2 separate regions of the Homo sapiens genome follow, and region 2 is linked to region 1. Evidence: chromatin contacts called from ENCODE Hi-C data. All regions are on one chromosome and are shown on one strand. Each heading gives the region's core, a stretch centred on a gene start or an enhancer-like site at or near the end of the contact. The rest is flanking DNA. Distances are from core to core; before and after follow the strand shown.

Region 1 (5,126 bases), core at 1,963-4,462:
GTCCTGTGGTCTGTGTATTGGCTGCCTGGAAATCAGGCTTTTCCCCCAAAACCTTCCCACTTTCCTGGGGAAATGGCACTCAAGTCGGATAAAACTGGGGTGGGCTGCCATTTTGAACTCATCTATTTTCCTGCTTGGGCATTGGTATGGCAGCCTCAAAGAAGTATTTGGGAGCAATTTTAGGGAAAAGTCAATAAATGAAGATAAACTTGAGCTGGGCTAATTGTTAAGAAAAGAGAGGAGGAGAAGGGGGCACACAAGAAGCCCCCTGGAGCCTGTGGCCACCCAGCATGTCACTTGCGCCAAGGGATTCTGTTTACTGAGCTATCATCATGAGGGAGGAAACATTTTGTCAGAAATACAGAGCACAAAATATAGTGGGCGCTAAAAACTTAATCCTGCTGGCACCACATTACAGAAGCCAGAGTTGTAAATGGCTGTGGGGAAAGGCCTGAGTTATATAAAGCCACAGGGAGCAAAGCTGGCCCCCAGGCACCTATCCTATCCTCTCTGTCAGTTTCCCAAAGCTGAAATTTAAGCCTTACCAAGGAATAAAATGATAAAATGACACCACTTTCCCAGGAAATGTCAAGAGACTTAGAGGGGGTGGGGTTGCAGCCTGCCCCTCCCTGCTTCTCCCTGGCAGGAGCCTCCTGATTTATAAGGATAATTACTTGTCTCTCCTGAGCCCTCCCTTGTGCTAGCCTGCAAGGGGATCCCAGGGAGGGGGCAGAGGCTGAAGCCTCTCTCCTGCAGTTGGCCTGTTGTGACAGCGGTGGAGTCAGAGCCCCGTCATCAGCCACCCATTCATAACTCTAGACAACTGGAGACACAGCTTCTGCTCTACACCAAGTGGCCTTTGTACCATAGATCCTCATCCTCTGGAGATGGCATCCTGTCTCATGGTTTTAAATACCACCTAATAGCACCACCTAAATACCACCTGGATAGAAATTAGCTCCCTGAGGCTTATTTCTATCCAGATCACCCCTCTGAATGCCGGGCTCCAACTGTCCACTCAACCTGGCCACTTCCTATTGCACAATTCCAACATGACATGTCCAATAGTGAGCTCCTGGTCCACCCTCCTGAAGCATCTTCCCCACCTCAGTTAGTGGTAAGCCCCTCTTCCAGTTGTCCAGGCCCCAGATCTTAGGTTATCCTTGACCCCAACATTCTTTTGCACCTACGTCCAGTCCTTCAGAGGATCCTCTCAGCTCTTCCTTGAAAGTAGACCCAGACTCTGACCTGTCCCTTCACCCTAATCACTTCACCACCACCCCTTACTTAGACTCTCCCTTATTTACTCTCCCACATTTACTCAACAGATTTGTGGATCCATTGCTTTTATGCTCATTGTCCCCCTAAAGGCTCCAGGCTGGTATCCCTGCATCTACTCCACCCTTTCAGACTCCTCTCAACCCAGCAGCCTGAGTGACGCTATTAAAACTCAGGTCAGACCTTGCCTTCCCTGCTGGAAACCCTCTGATGCATCCCACCCCTCTCAGAGCTAATCTCGTCCTTGTGAGCCTATAGATCCCAGCATCCCGCTGACCTGATGCCTTCCCATGGCTCCCACCCACCCCCCTGACCTGGACTTCTTGCAGTTCTCCCATGGGGCAGGCACACTCCTGCCTCTGGGCCTTTCACTGCTCTTTCTCTTTGACCAGGATGCTCCCCAGGTCTGCACGGCTCACTCCTTCAAGCCTATCCAAGGGTCACCTGGGTGAGCTCTTTTCCAATCACCCTATTTAAAATTGTCCCCCAACATGCCCTGCTTCCTTCTCCACAGCCTTTTGGAAATTTACTTATTTGCAGATCTGTTGCTTTGATGCTTATCATCCCCTCCTCGCTAGAATGTAAGCTCCATGAGGGCAGGTTGCTGAGTCTGTCTGTTTGCTGCTGAATCCCACCATAGCCCAGGGCCTGGCACGTGGTAGGCCTTGAATTCATGGAGTGTTGAATGAACAAAGTTGCCTAAAGTTTGGTTAGAGAGACAGGAACAGACCCAAGAGATGACACTAAGAACACCAGGTGGCAAAAGCTGAGTGCCCAGTGAGGGCACAGATAGACTCCAGCAGCCTGGGTGATCAGGGAAGGCTACAGAGAGAGAGAGATTAATCTGGGAGAAGGGATGACTATGAACAGGTTCTGCTGACTCAGGGAAGACACTCACTAGAGAGGCATGGAGGAAGGTGATAAAAGCTACGGTTGAGACGGGGCAGGCTGCTTGGGGCAAGGAGATGCTGTGATTGAGGTGCTGGCCCTCAGGGTCTCTGGGCAAGCCACAGGCACATTCCTGTGTCCACAAACTGGTAGCTCCCACTAAGGGGAGCCCCCAGGGCCAGGCTGAGGCTGGGTGGGAGGGAGGGGCTTCCACTCAGCTTGGGGGCTGGGGGTAGAGGCTGCCCAACCCTGGGCCACTCTCTTCTTTCCTCTGAGTTTCTGGTAGCCCTGCCTGTGTCCCTGCCTGTCTATCCAGAGCCTGCCTTTCTCTTAAAGAAGGAAGGAAATGAAAAAAGAAAATGAAGTGAAACCATGAAAATGACTTAAAAGAGCTTGGGGCTCAGGGCTTGGGAGCCTTAGGTCTTCCATTCTGCTCTGCCTCTATCTTGCTATAGGGCCTTGGGCAAATCACATTTCCTCTTGGGCCTCAGTTTCCTCACCTGTCCAGTGTGGCTCTCATGGTCTGACCAGCCAGCATGCAGGAGGCCTGGGAGCTATCTGTGGACATGTGTCCCTCCTTTGGCCTGGTGTCAACCCCTCTCTGGGCCTGAGCCACAGTGTAGGGCTTGTACAGGGCCTCCCCTTCCTGCCCCAGGTCTGCTCATGACCTCAAAGACAGAGACATGACATTCCTAGGAGGTCTGTTCTGGGTGCCAGGACTCTCCTGAGAAGATGGAGTGAGAAGGTGGACAGGTTTGGGGGCTGAGGGAGAGCAGGGATTGGGGGAAGCTGGCTAGAGGAGGGTCCATGGCCCAGCAGAAGGAGAAGGGCTATCCGGGAACCCCAGCAGGTGAGCCAGCTGACAGAGGCCCCAGGAGGACGTGTTCCCCAGCACGAGGTGGCCTATGACGTGCCTCTCTGATTTCCAGGGTGGCGACTGCAGGCGCCCGTGGCTCCAGCCGGGCGGGGTCTGAAGTGGGAACTTCAGAGCTAGACTTGGCCGCGTTCCTCTGAAATCCCTGGCCTGTGAGAATGAAGGCTGCCGGTCACGTCCTCCCTTCGTCTGCTCCTCCATGAGAGACCTGGCCTCAAGCCTCTGGCCGTTGAGGCCGCCCGTCCAGCTCCCAGTGCTTTCTTAGTCTTTCAGGAAATGTCTCCAGGCCTGGTGGGGTACGTGTGTCCGGGGGATGGGGAGGGGGCTGCTGAGCTGGGCCCAGGCCAAAGGGCTCCATGGGGCGTCCTGTTGGATTTGGCAGCCTGCCCCTTGGTGACTCATGCCTGCTGGCTGTCCCTTAGCCCCATGCCCCCTCGAACTCGGCACTCCAGAAACAGCCTTCTCCCATGGCCCAAGAAGCACCGCTGTAACTCCTTGCCATGGACCTTTGCTCACACTCCCTGCCTGTTGGACACTTCCTCTGTATTTAACCTTCAGCCAAGTGACCCTGGATGAGCTATTTCCCCAGTCTGGGTCTTAGAAAAGGAGGTGGCTGTACTCACAGAGCCTGAGATCCTTATTCCAGAATTTCCCTTTTTGGAAAGGTGGTTCAGCTTCTAGGCTTTCCTTCTCCAAAGGACATACGGTACTGGGGGCGGAACCTCTGTCCTCATTCTACTTCCATCCCTTCCCCAACACCTAGTAGGCAGCCTTAGGCTAACATGGGTTAGCTCCTTTCATCTTCACAATGGCCCCATGGCAATGAAGCTGTGATCATCCCATTTTATAGATGAGACACCTAGGACATAGAGAGGGGAAAAGTACCCTGCCCAAGGTCATGAGGTAGCAGGTGGCAAAGCCAGCATTCAAAGCCAGGGGCCAGGCTCTAGCATCTATACTCTTCACCAGTACCCTACATTCCTAGGAAGCAGCATGGGGTCTCTTATTAGTCTTCCCCACTAGTCTTAAGGTTCCTGAGAGCAAAAAAACAAAGCCCTTAATTTATACTTCTAATTTTGTTCTTTTTTCAAGATTCCTTTGGATATTGTAGGTTTGAGTTTCCATATATATTTTAGAATCAGCTTGCCAATTTCTGCCCAAAAGGCTTAATGGCATCTTGATTTGAGACTGTTGACTCTAGAGACCAATTTAGGAAGAAGTGACATCATACCAATACTGAGTATTCTAGTCCATGAATATGGTATGTCACTGATCTACACTTGACTGTATCTCCCTAGAGTTTCAGACAGGGCTAGACCTATAATATTAGTGCACACCTGATGAATCAAACTGAAATTAAAATTCCTTTCACTATTATCCCAAGCAAAGTCCAATTGAACCATAGCCAACATTATGAGCACTTATTGAGGGCCAGGGTTGTATTATGCCCTTTACTACATTATCTCATTTAATCCCCAGCAATCCAACCCAATCATTATTACCATCCTCATCTTACCAGTGAGGAAACTGAGGCTTGGAGAGAGTAAGAAACCCATTCAAGGTTACACAACTAGTCTGTGACAAAGCTGGGATGTGAACCCAGCCCTTATTGTCATCATGTTATAGGAAAATGAAAATCAGTGACTTTCCCTAAACCCGAAGAAAATGATTTGAGGCTTCTCTGTGATTTGGTACTTCCTGCCAAGGAAGCAATGGTTCAGAGGCCTAGAGTGACTGTACTAAAGGAAGATGAGGCTTGCAGTCCAGGAACATGTCCCATGGGTGCTGAGGGACCTACGTGCACACACCTGCTCTTTGCCACCTTCTTCAGGCTCAGCACAGCACACGTCCTCCTGAGTCTGCCCAGGGTCTCCCAGGCCTAAGAGGTGTGCTATTGGATGGTGGGAATGGGACAGTTTTGGCCATCGTTAACCAGACTCAGTCATGCTCACTCTGATGTCATAGTACCTTTCTAGCATCCGTGTCCACTGTTGGCCTACCTACACCTCTGGGCCGGTGATGAGTTCACACCCACCCTGTACAGAAGTACAAGTGCTTCTTCTCATTTTTTCTGTAGTGACCTCCC
Region 2 (5,078 bases), core at 966-3,465, 81 kb after region 1:
ACCAACCCACGATGCCACCAACCCCATCTCATCAGGATCAGCTGGTGACTGGGAAAAGCGAAATGCAGGCCAAAGCTGACGTCGCTACAGATGGCAGAAGCAGGAAAGGAAAACCCAAAGCTCACGACGAAGTCTCTCCTACCTTCGATCATTTCTCCTCCTGCGGAACAGCTTCTTGGTGTGTGCGATCTCCACTTCATGGGGCATCGGGTGGTAGCCCTGTGTCATGGGGGGAGGAAGGGGGATCATTAGTAACTCCTGAAAGAGAGCAAAGCACCTCTGGGACTGCACTAAGTACACCAGCATCTAAGACAGAAAGACATCAAGAGTTTGGAGAGACTAGACTCTAACCACCAAATCCAGACTGAAAAAGGAAAAACAGTAGAGTCAATGAACTTCCTACCAGGCAGTGATGCTGGAATTACAGAATCAAAGAACAGTAGGGACAATGAGGACCTTAGAATCCATTATGTCCAAGTCCTTGAATTACAGATGAGACATTCAAATCTGGAAAGATGAACAAGCTGGTTCAAGGTTTTGCAGAAAATGAGCAACAGAGCTGGGGCCAGGTTCTGCAGCTCACTGGCTGTGCATCCCAGGACAAGTTACTTCTCTAAGCACAAGTTCCATAACACAATGGGAATGTTACCCTTCTTCTCTGGGCTGCTAGAGGACCAAGGAGGTGAAGCCTGAAAACCCTAAGCCCTGTGAAGAGGAAATTTGTCTCCTAAACCTAGTCCAGGCACCCCCAGTGAAATTTTTACCCAAGATCTTCTTTCCCTATATTGCCTAGGGAGTATTTAGGAAAACATGGAATTAGCTAAATTACTTTTTCAGCATTACTATCATCATTATTATTATTATTTGAGACAGGGTCTTGTTTTGTCATCCAGGCTGAAGAGCTGTGGTACAAACACGGCTCACTGCAGCCTTGACCTCCTGAGCTCAAGCAATCCTCCTTCCTCAGCCTCCCGTGTAGCCAGTATCATAGGCACACATCACCACGCCTGGCTTGTTTTTTGATTTTTTGCAGAGATGGGGTCTCACTTTGTTGCCCAGGCTCCTTTTTCAACTTTAAAGGAGGAACTGGGGAAAATTCTAAGGATAGTCTTTTGCGTATTGTCATCATGACAGCAACTATTTCTACATCTACATCAAGGTTGGAGAGAGACCCTCTATTTGCAACCCAGGGCAGATCCTGCAAATGCAGGATCACAGGCAGAGCTATTTGCACAAGCTGGGCTGATGGCCAGCTCTGCTCTTACCACCTCTTCCCATCCCTCCTCCAACAGAAAAGTGTGTTCTGGTGTGGACATGGCAGAGAGCACCACCATGCACTACCATTCCATTATGAGCGGCCTGGGGTGGAGTAGGGGGTACCAAGGCTTGGAGTCAAGTGGGAGGGAGTGGTCTGGCTTGGACCTGGGACACCTGGGTATAGGCCTGGATGCAGAGGCCATAGCCTGAGTGTGACTCCCACCCACCTGCAGCGACCTGAGCATGCGCTGGATGACAGGGAGCCACAGGGTCCAGGCTGCTGGAGAGCAGTCAGAGGGGGTCTATTCTGGCCCACTCCCCACCTTACAGGCAGGGAGCCCAAGGCCCAGAGTGGCCACACAGTGAGTTAGAGATCATAGTCCTGTGGGTTACACCCTGTGGTGGGGCACATGCAGCCCTCGGGATTCAGGTTCCATAAAGGAGGGTCCCACTGTTTTGCCTTCACGGGGCTCAGCCCCCAAGCTCATGGGGGAAACTGACCACCCTGGCTATGCTGGGACTGGCCAGTTTTGGGGAGCTTCCCAGAGAGGTAATGGGAGAACAACAGACTCAGGAGGACACAGGGACCTTGGAGTTATGGCCACTTGGCCTGGACTGGATTGAGTGCAGGGAGGGAGCAACACATTTCAAAATACATTTTAATAACAATCCTTTCCTCTCACCCCCGTCTCTCTTGCCTCCAACAATCTAGCCAAGAAAGCATGAATGAATTCCGGGCTCCAGGCAGCCACAATAGGCCTCTGGGGCCTTAGGATGTGCTTTGTTTAATGGTTTTCTCAAAGGATATTATTTGTTTTCTTTAATACAAAACACAAATAAGGAAAAACACCAAGTCTTCCCCTCTCGTTTCCCCTCTCCCACCCTGACTAGGCTCTGGGCTGGCCCCCTTCCCTCTTTCCCTCCCTCCCTGCCTCTCCAGGTCACTTCAGGAACACACCGGGTGTGCCCCAAGGAGACAATGGACAGGAAGCCGAGGCTCCCTACCGGCGGCGGCAGGGACTAGGATCTCGGCTCTGAGGCCGGGCAGAGGGAACTGGCCATAGCCCCTAGTGTAACACGAGCCCAGGGGGTGCCAGCCTCCTCGGTGTGGGCCTCCAGCCCTGGGCTCTAACCTACCTCCTGGCCTCCTTACCTGCACACAGGCAGCAGCCATGGGGAGCTAACCCTGTCCCAAGACTCAGTGTGGCTCAATGGGGCATACCGGGCCACTCGGGGCTTCTCATGAAGCCACTGTTAGGTCCCCTGTGTCCACCCATCCATCCATCCCAGAACAACTCACATCTATGTAGTGTATGTGTATAAACCATGACAGTGGTTAGAGGCCTGTGCTCTAGAGTTAGACTGTGAATGTCAGATCCTGGCTCTTCCTCTTGATGGCTGTGTGACTTTGAGCAGATGACCTAACCTCTATGTGCCTCAGTTTCCATATCTGTAAAATGGAGATAATAGCATCTGGCTGCTAGAATCCTTGTGAGGATTAAATGAGTTCCGAAACATGTAAAGAACATAGGATAATGCTTGGTACATAGTAAGCCTCATTGTCATCATCACTGTCATCGATGCCATCATCATCATCATCATCGTTATCTTTCCTGTGATCCTGACACTCTGCTCAGGGCTGAGTGTGCCAGGACAAACAAGGCAGCACAGGCACCTGTCCTCATGGAGCCCCCAGCCTTGGAAAAGAGTCCAGCAGGAAGTGATTTGCAGGGAGGGAGGGCATGGGAAGCTCAGGCCATGGAAGGAAGACAGAATCTGCACAGTGCCTGGTGGTCCAGGGTGGTGTGCTGGGGGAGGATGGAGAAGCTCTATTTTATGCTGTTTTTGGCCTGGGGCTGGAAGACTATAGTGAGGCGAAAAATGAGTGGAACAAAGTGACAGAGGTGACAGAACAAAGCCTTGCACCCTCTGAGGTCCTCCCTCTCCAGGAACAATCCAGGCCAGGGCTATAGAGGGCTGGTCCTATGTATAAGGCCACCTGGGGCCTCAGCCTCAATGTGGCATCTAGGTGGATAAGTGAATGGACCTTACTGCCTTCCCTGGGGCCTTTTACATAGAACTTCCAGCACCGGGAACCTCCTCCTGCATGCAATGGGGGGCACTGTGTTGACACAAGCTCCATTGAGAACCCCTCAAAATCAGCCATCTTGTTCTTCAAACTCAAGATGGTAGCTGGTACCAAGAGACACATACAACTCAGGGTGCTGCCTACACTCCTCCCAAAACAAGAACACTTGGGTGTTAACAGGGGGCAAGTGTGAGGCCAGCAGAAGAAAGGAGAAAGTCTGTACTGAGTCACAAACCTGTCACCAGATGTGCAGCTCATGCAGGTTGGCAGAGCTTCTTTAAAGTCATTGGTGAGAGGTAAGGTAATATGTGAGTGGTCTGGGCAGCATTGTTCATAAGAGCCAAAACATGGCAACAACCTAGTGCCCGTCCACTGATGACTGGATAAATAAATTATGGTACATATATACAGTGGAGTATTATATGGCCATAAAGAGGAAGGAAGTTCTGAGCCACACTACAACATGAATGAACTTTGAAAACATCATGTTCAGGGAAAGAAGCTAGTTACAAAGGACCACGGAGTGCATGATTTCAGTTTTTAAGAAACGTCCATAATAGGCATATCTGCAGAGATGGAAAGTGGATCCGTGGTTGCCAGGGGCTGGGAAGGGGAAGAATGAAGAATGACTGCTAAGGGATGCTGCGTTCCTTCTGTGGTGATAACAACGTTCCAGAATTAGACAGTAGTGATCGTTGCACAACCTTGTGAATACCCTAAAAACCACTAAGCTGTATACTATGAGAGGGTGAATATCATGGTATGTAAATTATATCTCAATTAAAAAGGTAAAAAGTATCTGGGGGTGGTGTATTCCAGGTAGAGGGAATGGCATGTGTTCAGAGGAAGAAAAAAAGGAGAATGAGGAAGAGGAGAAGGAGGAGGAGGAAGAAAGGAGAAGGAAGAGGAGGAGAAGGGAAAGAGGAAGAAGAAGAAGAAGAGGAGGACAAGGAAAAGAAGGAGGAGGAGAAGAAGAGAAGATCAATCAAAATGAAAAGTGCCCCCCACCAGTTAATCTCAAGGAAACAGCTGCCCTAAAACATTATCTGTTAAGATGCGGCTGGAAAAGGTGGCATGTCCAAGACAAGTGGCACCCAATGACAGGAAGGACCAATACGTTCCTGAAATCTGGAAAAAGTATAAGTTGTTGCTTCTGGTGGCCTGGCCAGGGGAGATAGTATTCTGGCTTTAGACCAAAGACCTCTCCTTGCTTTTTAAAAAGGATAGATCCCTTGAATGGTAAATGGGAAATGTATCCTTTAAAAGCACATACAGTGGACTTTGCTTTAATTCTTTGCTCAGCAAATCCTTCTACTATGTGCTTTGAAAGGGCCCCATGTAGACATCAGTCCAGGTATAAGTATCCCCTCCACCTCCTGCACTCCCCACATGAGAGAACCAGCCCTTGGGTTTCCCAGCTGGCTTTTTGGCTGTCTGGTCTACCTGAGTCAGATGTGCCTCTGTAGCACACTGGGACTACCCACCAGGCCCTGCCTGCTTTTCCCCAACCTCTCTGCATGAGAACCATTCTCCCCTGAGCTCTGAGACCTGGCTGCAGTTCCCTGTCTGTCTAACATCTGACCACTTCCGGTAACTAAATGGGCCTGAGAGACAAGTAGATTATATAAACCAAGCCTCTCCAGGGATGGAGGGAAGCTAATACTCCTTCCACATGCAGCGCCGGCAGAGTACACGTGGAACACACACGTGCACATACACTCCTGTCCTGAGG

What was found. Hi-C counts contacts between places; a loop is a spot of excess contacts on that map. Pooled maps may share reads with other maps.
Region 2: a loop to region 1 is called in a pooled map, with 2.6 times the contacts of the local background. The contact joins two enhancer-like sites. A Hi-C loop is called at or near these places in 6 of 168 maps with a recorded cell type or tissue (IMR-90, cardiac septum, endothelial cell of hepatic sinusoid and 2 more) and 11 of 50 pooled maps.

The regions. Positions count from the first base shown.
Region 1 is chr18:48,788,762-48,793,887 of GRCh38, reverse strand. The region is part of intron 9 of CTIF (cap binding complex dependent translation initiation factor); the gene reads right to left. Among named protein-coding and RNA genes, the nearest start is that of CTIF-AS1, 51 kb to the left of the region's middle. Within about 2 kb of position 3,212, at least 23 of the 41 ENCODE cell types and tissues checked have a DNase peak (open chromatin) inside an H3K27ac peak, as active enhancers do; they include heart left ventricle and left ventricle myocardium inferior, where a contact is called at or near this core.
Region 2 is chr18:48,706,760-48,711,837 of GRCh38, reverse strand. It overlaps CTIF (cap binding complex dependent translation initiation factor), which reads right to left. Exons shown (of 12, transcript NM_014772.3): 7 at 143-219. Among named protein-coding and RNA genes, the nearest start is that of MIR4743, 39 kb to the right of the region's middle. Within about 2 kb of position 2,215, at least 4 of the 41 ENCODE cell types and tissues checked have a DNase peak (open chromatin) inside an H3K27ac peak, as active enhancers do; they include heart left ventricle and left ventricle myocardium inferior, where a contact is called at or near this core.